Linked DNA regions of Homo sapiens: region 2 is linked to region 1. The links are chromatin contacts, found by Hi-C in ENCODE. All regions are on one chromosome and are shown on one strand. Each heading gives the region's core, a stretch centred on a gene start or an enhancer-like site at or near the end of the contact. The rest is flanking DNA. Distances are from core to core; before and after follow the strand shown.

The links. Hi-C counts contacts between places; a loop is a spot of excess contacts on that map. Pooled maps may share reads with other maps.
Region 2: a loop to region 1 is called in a map of naive thymus-derived CD4-positive, alpha-beta T cell, with 5 times the contacts of the local background. The contact joins two enhancer-like sites. A Hi-C loop is called at or near these places in 2 of 168 maps with a recorded cell type or tissue (endothelial cell of umbilical vein and naive thymus-derived CD4-positive, alpha-beta T cell) and 8 of 50 pooled maps.

The regions. Positions count from the first base shown.
Region 1 is chr9:88,177,681-88,184,761 of GRCh38, forward strand. It overlaps the pseudogene LOC389768. Among named protein-coding and RNA genes, the nearest start is that of SPATA31C2, 43 kb to the left of the region's middle. RefSeq lists enhancers at 2,206-2,798, 2,799-3,390. Within about 2 kb of position 1,696, at least 2 of the 41 ENCODE cell types and tissues checked have a DNase peak (open chromatin) inside an H3K27ac peak, as active enhancers do.
Region 2 is chr9:87,683,243-87,689,871 of GRCh38, forward strand. DAPK1 (death associated protein kinase 1) reads left to right here. Exons shown (of 26, transcript NM_004938.4): 21 at 3,309-3,497. Among named protein-coding and RNA genes, the nearest start is that of CTSL, 40 kb to the right of the region's middle. Within about 2 kb of position 3,374, at least 5 of the 41 ENCODE cell types and tissues checked have a DNase peak (open chromatin) inside an H3K27ac peak, as active enhancers do.

The sequences.
Region 1 (7,081 bases), core at 446-2,945:
CTATTTTTAGAAATTTGGCTATGAAGAAGACTTGAGGTGGATAGCTCTCTATCTTTTAAGGTGAAAATCATGCAATTTTGTTTATATCTCGAGAGAAAGAGGCTGTGAGTGTTGCTGGAGGGCTCGGGAAGGTCTCTGGATGCCAGTGAGACCCCAGCCCCAGCCGGTTTTCCAGGTTCTTGACAGCATCACAAGAACGAATTCAGGGGGGAGTCGAGTCAGAATGAAGCGCAAGGCGAGAAGCTTCCATTGCAAAGCGAAAGTGTGCTCTTGAGAGGAGCGTAGCCATGCCCGTGAGAACAAGTCAGGCACAACGGAGGCTGGGTTTCTTATTTTAGGGATGTTTCTTTCTCTTTCTTTCTTTCTATTTCTTTCTTTCTTTCTTTCTTTCTTTCTTTCTTTCTTTCTTTCTTTCTTTCTTTCTTTCTTTCCTTTCTTTCTTTCTTTCTTCTTTCTTTCTTTCTTTCTGTCTTTTTTTTTTGAGACGGAGTCTCTCTTTCGCCCAGGCTGGAGTTCAGTGGCGCGATCTCGGCTCACTGCAAGCTCCGCCTCCCGGGTTCACGCCATTCTCCTGCCTCAGCCTCCCGAGTAGCGGGGACTACAGGCGCCGGCCACCACACCCGGCTGATATTTTGTATTTTTTAGTAGAGACAGGGTTTCACCGTGTTAGCCAGGATGGTCTCGATCTCCTGACCTCCTGATCTGCCTGCCTCATCCTCCCAAAGTGCTGGGATTACAGGTGTGAGCCACCGCGCCCAGCCCGGATGTTTCTTTAATAAGGGGGTGGAATGCTCATTAGGTATTCTGGAAAAGGAGGGGATTTCAGGGACTCCTCCCCGCTCCTGTTATTGCCTCCTTTCTCCCTTATTTGGGTTTACCTGGAAGAGTCATGGACATGTCACCCTGACCAGGGTTTTGGTCATTTTCTCTGCCTTATTTTGGGCTTTCTCTACCCTGTGGATTATTTGCCTAGCCCCTGCTTCAGGGGTTCTTTGGGTTTGTCCATACTCCTGCAACTACCCGTGCTATTCCTATCTCCTTAGAGGAGGAGAGATTGACGATATCGAAGAGAAATTACTCTGCTCTGTGGATCTCATTGGCACAGGTTCCTGCTGAAGTCTGAGGGGAAAAGGGGATTCTGGAAGGCGGAGAAATGGATGGATCCTGTGGAGAGGCCAGACAGCTTCCGAGCAGCTGAGAAAGAAGGAAGTCAGCCAAGGTCTGAAAGAAGAGAGATAGATGCTGGAGAGCATTTAAATGAAAAGAATTTAACCAGAAGTATCGGCAGAAGTAAAAGAAAAGCCATGTTGGGGGAACCTAAAGATTAGCCACAAAGGTTAAGGGAAAGGAGGGAGGAGAGGAGACGTTACTGCAGCCTGTGAAGGCCAGAGCAAGAGGCGTGGCCGTGGAAAGTGCAGGAAGTATGGCTATGGAGAGTGCTGGGGTGTGGCTGTGGTGGGTGCAGGAAGCGTGGCTGTGGAGCGGGTGTGGTTATGGACGGAGTGTGGCTGTGGAGGGGGTGTGACTGTGGAGGGTGCTGAGTGTGGCTGTGGTGGGTGCTGGGGGTGTGGCTGTGGTAGGGGAGGTGTGGCTATTGGATAGTCACAGCTGTGGTGGGTGCAGGGGGCAAGGCTGTGGTGTAGGAAGTGTAGTGTGGCTATTGAATGGGGTGTATAGCAGTGGTGAATACAGGAGGCATGGCCTTGGTGGGTACAGGAGGCATGGCTATAACACAGGAGGCATGGCCTTGGTGGGTGCAGGAAGCATAGCTGTGATGCAAGAAGCATGGCCTTGGTGAGTGCTGGAGTATGTTCTCTAAAGACACTGTGAACACTATTAGCCCATACTGAACCACTGCTCCTGGAGAAATACAGGGTTAGCTTCCACGCCTCTGATCACTACATTTTTGTCATCCAACCAATACATATTTTTGTTTTATGTGTTTTTATCTACAGACACCTTGTTTAATATACGTTTCTTACCAATAGTTAACTGTATGTATTATTCTTTATAATAAAACTCAAGCTGGGAAGAGTTTTGCGTTTTCCTGACCTTGGGTAATGTGACTAAAAATTTATTTGGCTGTCAGCCTCACAACAATGCTGTCCACTAAACTTTTTTTTTTTTAGATGGAGTCTCGCTCTGTCGCTCAGGCTGGGGTGCAGTGGTGCAATCTTGGCTCACTGCAACCTCCACCTCCCGGGTTCAAGAGATTCTCCTGCCTCAGCCTCTTGAGTAGCTGGGATTACGCGCACCAACACGCCCGGCTAATTTTTGTATTTTTAGTAGAGATGAGGTTTCACCATGTTGGTCAGGCTGGTCGCGAACTCCTGACGTCGTGATCCGCCTGCCTCAGCCTCCCAAAGTGCTGGGATTACAGGCGAGCCACCGCGCCTGGCCAGTCCACCAAACTTTTAATGTCATCTCATGAATCCACAAATTTCACTGGTTTTTTTTCTTCTTCTTGTTTTTCCATAACTTTACCAGGTACTATAGATGTTACTTGGGCACTTTTCAGAGTGGCCTCACATCTGCGTCAATGACTTTCCTCTTCCTCCTTCTGGATGTAACATATTGTTGACTCATTGCTGTTGAACTTACTGTCAACAGCACTGTAACTCATGCCTGAGCCAAGCTTGTCTAACAGGTATATTTTCTCTGTAAAGCACATCACAGCCTTTCTGCACTTAGGAACATTAGACAGCACTTCAGCAGTACACTTGGGGGCCATTTTAAACAATTAAATCACTGATAGGCTCCGCTCCGCTCAGGGCGGCCCCAGACACGGGTTTCCCATGGCAGCACCACGGCACGCCCGGCGCACCTGCTGCCCCGAACCCCTGGCTCCAGGGGGCAATGAGGGGGCAGTGGAAGGGGCACTACTCCTCGGGCATTGCCTAGAGAAGCGAGACCGTCCCGCCCTCCCGCTGGCCCTCCTTCTCTCCCGCCCGGGGCCCGCGCAATTCTCCGCCAGAGGGACAGTCGGCCTCATATGTTAAGACCTCTGATCACTAGATCCCCTGCATCTCCACTGAACAACCAAGGCACCCCTACTCCGGCACAACTCACAAAATCCAATGCGCATGTCCACACTGATGTGGGCAGCCACATGTACACCAGCAGCCTGGCCACCCTCACCAAATACCCTGTATCCAGAATCAGAAGACTTTGTGATGGTACAGAGCCCATAGTTTTGGACAGTCTCAAACAGCACTATTTCACTGACAGAGATGGACAGATGTTCAGATATATCTTGAATTTTCTACGAACATCCAAACTCCTCATTCTTGATGATTTCAAGGACTACACTTTGTTATATGAAGAGGCAAAATATTTTCAGCTTCAGCCCATGTTGTTGGAGATGGAAAGATGGAAGCAGGACAGAGAAACTGGTCGCTTTTCAAGGCCCTGTGAGTGCCTTGTTGTTTGTGTGGCCCCAGACCTCAGAGAAAGGATCACGCTAAGTGGTGACAAATCCTTGGTAGAAGAAGTGTTTCCAGAGATCGGCGATGTGATGTGCAACTTTATCAGTGCAGGCTGGAATCACGACTCCACGCACATCGTCAGGTTTCCACTAAGTGGCTACTGTCACCTCAACTCAGTCCAGGTCCTCGAGAGGTTGCAGCAAAGAGGATTTGAAATCGTGGGCTCCTGTAGGGGAGGAGTGGGCTTGTCCTAGTTCAGCAAATACGTCCTTCATAGGGAACTGAGGCGGATGCCTTCCCGTACCCTCCATCATCTGGATAAAGCAAGAGCCTCTGGACTAAACGGACATATTTCTTATGCAAAAAGGAAAACACACACAACTAATAAACAAATAATAAAAAAGGGACATTTGTGTGCAGTTGGGACAGAAAACCAAGTCCTGCACCTAAAATTGAATAAAAGATGCATTTATATGCAATAGAGACCACACCTGTATTCATATGGGAACAATTGGAATAGTGATATCCTCAAGGTGAAAAAAAAAAATATATATATATATATATATGTCAAAAGGTAGGAAATGCAAAAAAGAAAAAAAAAAAAAGGTGACAGCCGCAGTTGGTGCTGTGATAGCCATGAAATATCCTGGGCCCCCCGAGGCCTCTGACCAATAAACAAGCCGTGAATGGTGAGGACAGTTTCCTCACAGTTTCCATTGCCAACAGCCATCCATTCTTTCTTTTTCCTTTGTCTTTCTTTTTCCTTTTTTAAAAAACAAAACAAAACAAAAAAAAACAAGCCCAGGCGTGGTGGCTCACGCCTGTAATCCCAGCACTCTAAGAGGCCGAGGCAGGCGGATCACCTGAGGTCGGGAGTTCGAGACCAGCCTGACCAAAATGGAGAAACCCCGTCTCTACTAAAACAAATACAAAATTAGCCAGGTGTTGTGGCACATGCCTGTAATTCCAGCTACTCGGGAGGCTGAGGCAGGAGAATTGCTTGAACCCTGGAGGCGGAGGTTGTGGTGGGCTGAGATTGTGCCATTGCACTCCAGTCGGGGCAAGGAGAGCGAAACTCTGTCTCAAAAAAAAAAAAAAAAAAAAAAAAAAAAGCACCTTGAATCAAGTTTCTTTGTATATGGAGGTTCTACGTCTCTCTTTAGGCAGGGACCAGGCAGGACTTCAGAAAAACCCTCATGAGCACATTGCATTTGAAAGATGTTAGACATGAAATGCTAAATGTAGTTTGTACAGAAGTCACACCTTTTTGTCCACCTCACAGATGTGAACTTTATTATTCCTTGTTAGAATTGCTCCAGTTCAAGTCTGCTGCTTTCCTGCAATTTTTCAAATTTTATATTGTATTAAATACAATAAAGTCTGTTTAAAAAATAAGGTCTGTGTGAAACACACGTGTGGGGGTCAGGCTGGATTAAAATGAAATTTTTCTTTAAAAAAAAAAACACTGACAAAAAGCACAAAAATGCCAAAAATGTGACACTAAATAGACAGTGATAACGACAAGGTAACAGTATGACAGCTGAAACAAGAGGCAGCGCATTGCCTTGTTTGACCTCAGCTAAGAACTGTGCCTGGAGAAACACATTTTTCACTGCTCGGGGCATGCTTGTGAATGACTGAGGAGGCGTGACAATGATTGATTTGGGGGTTACAAATAAATTTCAGCGAGCAGGCAAATTTGGAAGTTTGGAACTGCAAATAATGAGAGTATCTCATGAAGCCACTAGAGGATGTCCTTTTGCCCAAAAAGAGAATTCAGCCAAAAAGAAGAAATTTTGCGATATAGAATACAGAAGATTCAACCCAGGAAGGATTGAAGTGGGTGGGAAAGGCATCTTCAGAAAGAGGAAAGTGATAAAATACCTGATGAACCTGATTATACTGAGAAGAGACTTAGATAACTGGTGGAAAATTGTGCTTGGATTAACGACGATTATATATATTTTTAAAACCAAGTTAATAAACAATAGGCTGGGCATGGTGGCTCATGCCTATAATCCCAGCACTTTGGGAGGCCAAGGTGGGTGGATCACCTGAGGTCTGGAGTTCGAGACCAGCCTGACCAACACGGTAAAATCCCGTCTCTACTAAAAGTACAAAATTAGCTGGCTGTGGTGGCACATGTTTGTAATCCCAGCTACTCAGGAGGCTGAGGCAGGAGAATTGATTGAACCCGGGAGGCAGAGGTTGTGGTGAGCCAAGATGGCGCCACTGCACTCCAGCCTGGGCAATAAGAGTGAAACTCCGTCTCAACGAAAAAAAAAAAAAAAAAAAAACAATAAAATGAACACTATCTCTAGGGAAAACAAAAAGTTGGGGTAGAAAAGGAAAAGCCAACATAGGCTTTTGCAAAAATCTCAGTGACAGCAGATATGTCTATCACTGTCATAATGTGAGTAGTGAGCACTGTTCTACCAACACCAGGATGCGACCGTCTTGACAGCACAGGGAGGGGAGTGGGAAGCATGGAATTCTGTGGTGGGGCTGGGGAGCCAATAGAGGGTCTGCAAGTCCAAAATTTCAAGATGGGACAACATAAGCATGTTGTTTGCAGATACAGCAGGTAAATTCCCCCCAAGAAAAAGCATTCTGGGTTGGGGAAAAGCTGGGGTGGGGTGTAGGGCACAGGGTGTAAGAAAATGCTGTATTTTTCTATAAGCATTCTTAGAATATCTCCTGATACATGTATATAATAACTTTCATAAAAATAAAAATTAGGGGAAGAAGATGGGTTTTGAGTGACGGAAGAAAAATTGAAGTATCCAGATGATGTGGTAGTCAGGGCTGTTAACAATGTCCTTGGAAAATTCCAGGCTGAGAGCCAATAAACACAAAGCCCAGAATGGGGCTCAGGCAGATTGCCCAGGAGGCTGCAGAGCAGCATTCAGGGTCAGTGGGCCACCATGCCTTTCTGACACCCTGTATGTGGAGCTGCTGGAGCGACAGCTTTGGACCCAAGTGATGGACGCTCTGAAGAGAAAACAAAACATTCCTGGGTGGGGAAGGAGAATCAAAATATAAGCCCAAGAACTCCCTACTTTTAGAGCAGACCCCAAGCCCGGGTCCAAGCCCCCTGGATAAGGAGAGGAGTGGGAAATCAAACTCAGAAGGCAACCCCTGCTCCCATGCCAGAGGACCACACAGTCTTCCACTCCCAGGTTCACCAGTGTAGGGTTTCTTCCATGACAATTGGCATCGGACCACCAGGACTTTCCCCTTGGGCTGAGGAAACCCAATGTTTAATACAGACCCTCAACTACACACAGGAACAGAAAACCTGGAATCAATCATTTGAGGAAACAGAAGTAGCCCCAAAGAAAACAAAACTAGTAAGGCAAAGAGGAAAGGATTTTCATCATAAGTATAATGAATATCCTGAGAATCGTTTAAGTAGATACTGCATTTTTTAAGTGTTATGAAAAAAATTAACTTATTGAAAATGTTAATGAATGGAAAGTCTTTTTTTTTTTTAATGTTTTAGATGAAGTCTCACTCTGTAGCCCAGACTGGAGTGCAGTGGCATGATCTTGGCTCACTGCAACCTCCGCCTCCCAGGTTCAAGCAATTCTCCTGCCTCAGCCTCCTGAGTAGCTGGGATTACAGGAACACACCATCATGCCCAGCTAATTTTTGTA
Region 2 (6,629 bases), core at 2,124-4,623, 490 kb before region 1:
AGGCTAACTTTTGTATTTTTAGTAGAGACGAGGTTTCACCATATTGGCCAGGCTGGTCTCAGACTCCTGACCTTGTGATCCACCTGCCTCGGCCTCCCAAAGTGCTGGGATTACAGGCGTGAGCCACCGCACCTGGCCTCCAGTGTGATTTCTGCTCTAGTTGAGGATTTAAGTGGGGTTCAGTTGCTCCCTTAGAGGGAGGCAGCACGCTCCTGCTGTGGTTAAGGGCACTGCAGCCTGAACCTCTGTGGTTAGGAGGGTGGGATATGAGAGAGAGAGAGAGGTCATGAGCTCATGATCTGGAAAGTTTGCAAGGCCTAAGTGGGTGTGCAGATGATGCCCAGGAGCCCCCATTGTGGAGTCCTGGGAGTCACCTGTGGCTCTGCCCTTGGCCTCAGAGGTGAGGTATCCATGGCCTTGCTTCTCCTCAGTATCTGTGTCTGGTCTTTGCAGCAGGTTCCTGGTGAAGGGTGGCTCTGGGTGACCCTTTTTCTGCACGCCCCACCATGGGGGGAGCATCTTTAGCCAGGGATCGGGGAGGGGGTCCTGGCGCGGGGGCAGAAGCCCCTCTGCATGAGAGCCCTAAGGTGCAGGCACACCAGCTGCTTTCAGCCCAGCCGTGGGGTCTGGGGAGGAGGCAGCTGTCCTGGTCCCTGGGCCCCCACAGTCAGTGCCGCCTGCCCCTGGTGGAGGAAGTGTGCGCTGGTGGTTGCCCCTGAAGCCTGGTGGCTGAGGGATCCCTGGGCAGGAGGCATAGCTCGGCAGCTGGACTTGGAGGTGGATGAGACAGACAAGATGCCCCCATCCCTGGACTGGGCGGGTCACCAGGCACTTGCTGCCCTCACAGCTTGTACATCAGCATCAGACAGCGCCCGGGAAATGCAGAGCAGGGCACAAGCACAGGGCACCGCGAGGGCGGCCTGGGGAGATTGGACTTTGGCAGAGGGTATGTGTGTTGGGGGCCAACGGAGCAGCGTGGCTTTGTTAGACACCCGAGGAACTGCCGCTCCTGAGCATGCCTCCAGGGACTGGGCCTGGTTCCTGAAGCAGCAACACTGTCACCTGCCAGGGGGCACTGCTCGTGCCTGGCAGGCCGTGCTGGGGTCTCTTTCAGGCCAGGGCTCTGGACACCAGTGACCTCTCCTAGAATTGTCAGGCCCTTTTCCCTTCAATGAGAGAGATGCCTACATGGCAACATTTATATCATCAGACAGCAAGAAGTTTGCTTTTAGAATTTTGGCCCTTTTCCACTGCCGTTCTCTTGAGAACGCTGGAGGCCAAGGCTGAGCTCCCAGCCAGGAGACCGGACGGGGTCCCCTCGAAGTTTTCTGTTGCACACATCACTCAGCTGTGGGGACACTGAGGGTTGTGGCTGTTGAGCTGTGGGAAGGAAAACATCCAAGGTCATAGGAGGCATGAATGTCCAGGAAGAGTATTTGAAGAAGCCATTCCTATTCCCGCGGAGAGGAGCCTGCGGGAGGAATTCCCGGTGACCAGGTAAAGTGGGTCTCCTGGGAGCCGTCACGTTACACCGCCAGGGGGCAGTAGCTAACAAAAATGATTTCCTGGGATTTCGGTGCTTCCCCATGAAATTATTGTTTTCATAACACCTTGTACAAAGCCTGTCCTAACCTTTTATCCTCCCAACGAAAACTGTCACCGAGGAGCAGGAATGACTGCCATTTACCAACGTCTGCTCTCATTAAGCACAGGGCCACATGCCACTAAAAGAAGGCTTGTTCCTGACAGGCAGGCACCCAGACACAAATTCCAGGTCACAGGGAAGTGGACAGACCCATTCTTGGGCAACCCAGCAGCTTTTGCAGGCTGGGATTAACAATATGCAGAGAAATACACTAAAATGGCAGCTATGTTGACATCAAGACTTACATCATTTTGCTTTTGTTTTCTATTTACATTCCTATCTGCCAACTTTCCTACAGAAATAGAATATGTGTTGGTGTTTTTAAGAATAAATCTTGCCCTCCTAGTGCCCTTTCTCCTTTCCCTGTACCTAATCCTGCCCTTAGGATCCACTTTTCTTCTCCTCATCCCCTCCGTTGGATACCCCCATTATCCATGTCCAAAGTCTTAACTCTTTGGTCTTTAAGTAAGGGATTACCTTGGTGTTTGGATCGCCTGTTTTAAAGTCAGATACCCAGGTGAAATGGTCACTTCTTTAGTGCCTCGCAATGTCTATTGTATTAATGGTAAACCAATGGTACTGCAGTTAAGATCAATGAATCCCTTCTCCAATGCAATTCGTTCACCAAGTTCTTACAGAGCACTCTCTGTGGGCCCTGGGTCACAGCCCTGACCAGAAAGGCAGCTTCTGCCTGCACAAGCCTGGTGGGAGAGACGGGGAGCAGGGCAGGCCAGTGAGTAACTGAGACAGTGAGGAAGCACAGGCTCTATGCCTAAACGCAGGGGACCCAGACTCTGTTATTCAGCTCCCGTACAACACCCACAAGTTCACCATTGTTTACATAATGTTTCCTTTAAACTGACTCACTTTTTAAAATGTACTAAAATACATTGATTTGAAAATGAAAGTTAATATCCCTATCATAAATGGGAACCCAGTGTCACTGCCATAAGTAAAAATAAATGCAGTGAACAGCAACCAATGTGAATAAAATCCCGCTAAACGCCAATGCCCACACCCTCTTCATTAAAAGGGAAGATGAGCAGGTGTTGAGGAAATGCTAAAATCGGAAGGCCTCAAGTGGAGACTCGCTGCAAGAACAACTGAAAGGCCTTCAAGGGAATTTCAAAAAGGAGTAGCTTTCACAGTGTGTGATTCAGCATTATTTAATGCTATGGCCTGCTACTGTCTGAAATCATTTTCCATTTAACCTGCAATAATAATCTCATGTGCAAGAGAGAGAAGTCGCTCAGTGGGAGCTGGAGGAAGACAGAGACTGCGAGTATCAGCAAAGTAGCAGGAAGTGAGAAGGGAAGAAACCCGACCTCTGCCCTCCCACCCTCTCCACAGCCTCCCGTTGGCTGACCCTAAGCAGAAATCACATGGCAAGCCAGCCTAGAGACACAATCCCTAGGACCAGCCACCCGGGCAACAGGGCGGGGCAGAAAAGGTTGTGGGGAGGTAGAGCAAGCGGAAAAGCCCACAGCCTTGCTGGGAACACTGCTGCCCTGCACGTGTGAGGGCAGACACACTCAGCCTGAAGCCAGAGTTGGGGTGGGGACAGAGGCGTGCTCCAGAAAAGGAAACCTCAGGGCCAGCCTGGGAGGGAGACAGGCACACGCTGCCCCCATCGAGTACTCATGTGATCCTTTCCATCCTGCAGTCTCAGTGAGCATCAACAACCTGTACCCAGGCTGCGAGAACGTGAGTGTGAGGAGCCGCAGCATGATGTTCGAGCCGGGTCTTACCAAAGGGATGCTGGAGGTGTTTGTGGCCCCGACCCACCACCCGCACTGCTCGGCCGATGACCAGTCCACCAAGGCCATCGACATCCAGAACGCTTATTTGAATGGTATGCCCTGCCTGCCCCAAGGGAAGGACCTCAGGTTTCCCTTCAACAGGGTTGTAAGTCATCCCTAAAGGGAGCTTGTCCTGAGCTGTATCTGTCACTTCCAGAAGGAAATCCAACACAGACTGATATTCAGAGTGAGCCAGGACTGAAGCATGGCTGGCTACCATCCCTAAACAGTGAAATTAAACACTGGGGTATTGTCAGCGCCTAGTAAAGCACTTGGCATACAGTAAGTGCTTGATAAATGACTGTGGAGTAAATTAATAATATTTGTACATATTTATGGGGTACGTGTGATATTTCATTGCGTGTATAGAATGTGTATGTAATGATCAAGTCACATTATGTGAGGTGTCCGTCACTTTGAGTTTTTATCATTTCTATGTGTTGGGAACATTTCAAGTCCTCTCTTCTAGCTATTTTGAAAAATACAACGCATTGTTAACTATAGTCACCCTATTCTGCTATTGAACACTGGAATGTATTTCTTCTATCTAACTGCATGTTTGTACCCATTAACCAACCTATCTTCATTCCCCTCTCCACACACACACACAGCCTTCCCAGTCTCTGGTATCTATCATTCTACTCCCTACCTCCATAAAATCAACTTTTTTAGCTCCCACATGTGAATGAGAACATGCAGTATTTATCTTTCTGTGCCTGGGTTATTTGACTTAACATAATGACCTCCAGTTCTATCCATGTTGCTGCAAATGACGTGATTTCATTCTGTTTTATGTCTGTGCATAAATAGTGTTCTGTTATGTGTATACCACGTTTTCTTTATTCATTTGTTCCTTGATGGACACTTAGGTCAATTCCGTATCTTTGCTATTGTGAATAGTGCTGAAGTAAACATGGGCGTGCACGTATCCCTTTGATATACTGATTTCCTTTCCTTTGGAAAAATGCACAGTAGTGGAATTACTAGATCATATGTTAGCTCAATTTTTAGTCTTTTTGAGAAATCTCCATGCTATTTTCCATAATAACTGTACTAATTTATATTTCTACCAACAGTATATAAGAATTCTCTTTTCTCTGCATCATTGCCAGCTTCTGCTATTTTTTTTTTGTCTTTTTAATAATAGCCATTCTGATTGGTGTAAGAGGGTGTCTCACTGTGGTTTTGATTTGCATTTCTTGGATGATTAGTGATATTGAACATTTTTCTCATTTACCTGTTGGCCATTTGTATGTCTTCTTTTAAGAAATTTCTATGCAGGTTCTTGCTCATTTTTGTTTTCCTTTCTTTTTCAACTTGTATTTTAGATTCAGGGGTCCCTGTGCAGATTTGTTACCTGGTCATATTGCATGATGCTGAGGTTTAGGGTACAAATGATCCCTCCCTCCCACCCCCTCTAGTAGTCCCCAGTTACTATTGTTGCCATCTTTACATCCATGAGTACCGAATGTTTAGTACCCCCTTATAAGTGAGAACATGCCATATTTGGTTTTCTGTTCCTGTGTTAATTCACTTAGGATAATAGCCTCCAGCTCCATTCATGTTGCTGCAAAGGACATGATTTTCTTCTTTTTTATGGCTTCATAGTATTTCATGATGTATATGTATCATATTGTCTTTATCCAGTCTGCCATTGATGGGCGCCTAGGTTGACTCCGTGTCGTTGCTGTTGTGAATAGTGCTGCAATGAACATACTAGTGCATGTGTCTTTTTGGTGGAACAATTTGTTTCCTTTCGGATATATACCCAGAAATGGGATTGCTGGGTCAAACAGTAGTTTTAAGTTCTTTGAGAAATCTCCAAACTTCTTTCCACAGTGGCTGAACTTATTTACATTCCCACAACGTATAGGTGTTCTCTTTTCTTCACGCCCTCACCAGCATCTCTTGTTTTTTTGTCTTTTTAGTAATAGCCATTCTGATTGGTGTGAAATGGTATCTCATTGTGGTTTTGATTTGCATTTCTCTGATGATTAGTGATGTTGAGCTTTTTTTCATATGTCTGTTGGCTACTTGTATGTCTTCTTTTGAGAAGTGTCTGTTCGTGTCCTTTGCCCACTTTTTAATGGGGTTATTTGGTTTTTACTTGTTCAACTCTTTAAGTTCCTTATAGATTCTGGATCTTAGATTATGCCTTTTTGGATGCATAGTTTGTGAATATTTCCTCCCATTCTGTAGGTTGTCTGTTTACTCTGTTGACAATTTCTTTTACTGTTCAGAAGCTCTTTAATTAGGTCCTACCTGTCAATTTTTGTTTTTGTTGGCAATTGTTTTTGAGGACTTAGTTATAAATTCTTCCCCAAGGTCAGTATCCAAAATGGTGTTTCCTAGATTTTCTTCTAGGATTCTTATAGTTTTGAGGTTTTACATTTACAGCTTTAATTTATCTTGAATTTTTTTTTTATATGGTGAAAGGTGGGAATCCAGTTTCATTCTTCTGCATGTGGCTTACCAGCTATCCCAGCGCCATTGATTGAATAGGGAGTCCTTTCTCCATTACTTATTTTTGTCAACTTTGTCGCAGATTGGGTGGCTGTAGGTGTGCAGCTTTATTTCTGGGTTATCTATTCTGTTCCACTGGTCTATGTGTCTGTTTTTGTACCAGTACCATGCTGTTTTGGTTACTGTAGACCTTTGCCCACTTTTTGATGGGATTGTTTGTTATTTTACTGTTCAGCTGTTTGAGTTCCTTGTATATTCTGGATATTAATCCCTTGTCACATAAATAGTTTGCAAAATATCTCCCATTCTACAAATTGTCTCTTCACTCTGTTAATTGTTTCCTTTGCTGTGCAAAAACTGTTTAGTTTAATACACTCTAAGTTGTCTATTTTTGTTTTTATTACCTGTGCTTTTGAGGTTTTATCCACAATATCTTTGTAGGACCAATGTCCTGAAGCCTGTCCTCTTCTACTGGTTTTATAATTTAGGGTATACATTTAAGTCTTTAATCCATCTTGAGTTGATTTTTGAATATGGTGAGAGACAGGGGTCCAGTTTCATTCTTCTGCATATGGATATTCTGTTTTCCCAGCAGCGTTTATTTACAAGGGTGTTCTTTTCCCCAGTATGTGTTCTTATTGCCTCTGTCAAGTTATTTGGCTATGAATACCTGGATTTATTTCTGAGTTTTCTATTCTGTTCCATTGGTCTATGTGTCTGTT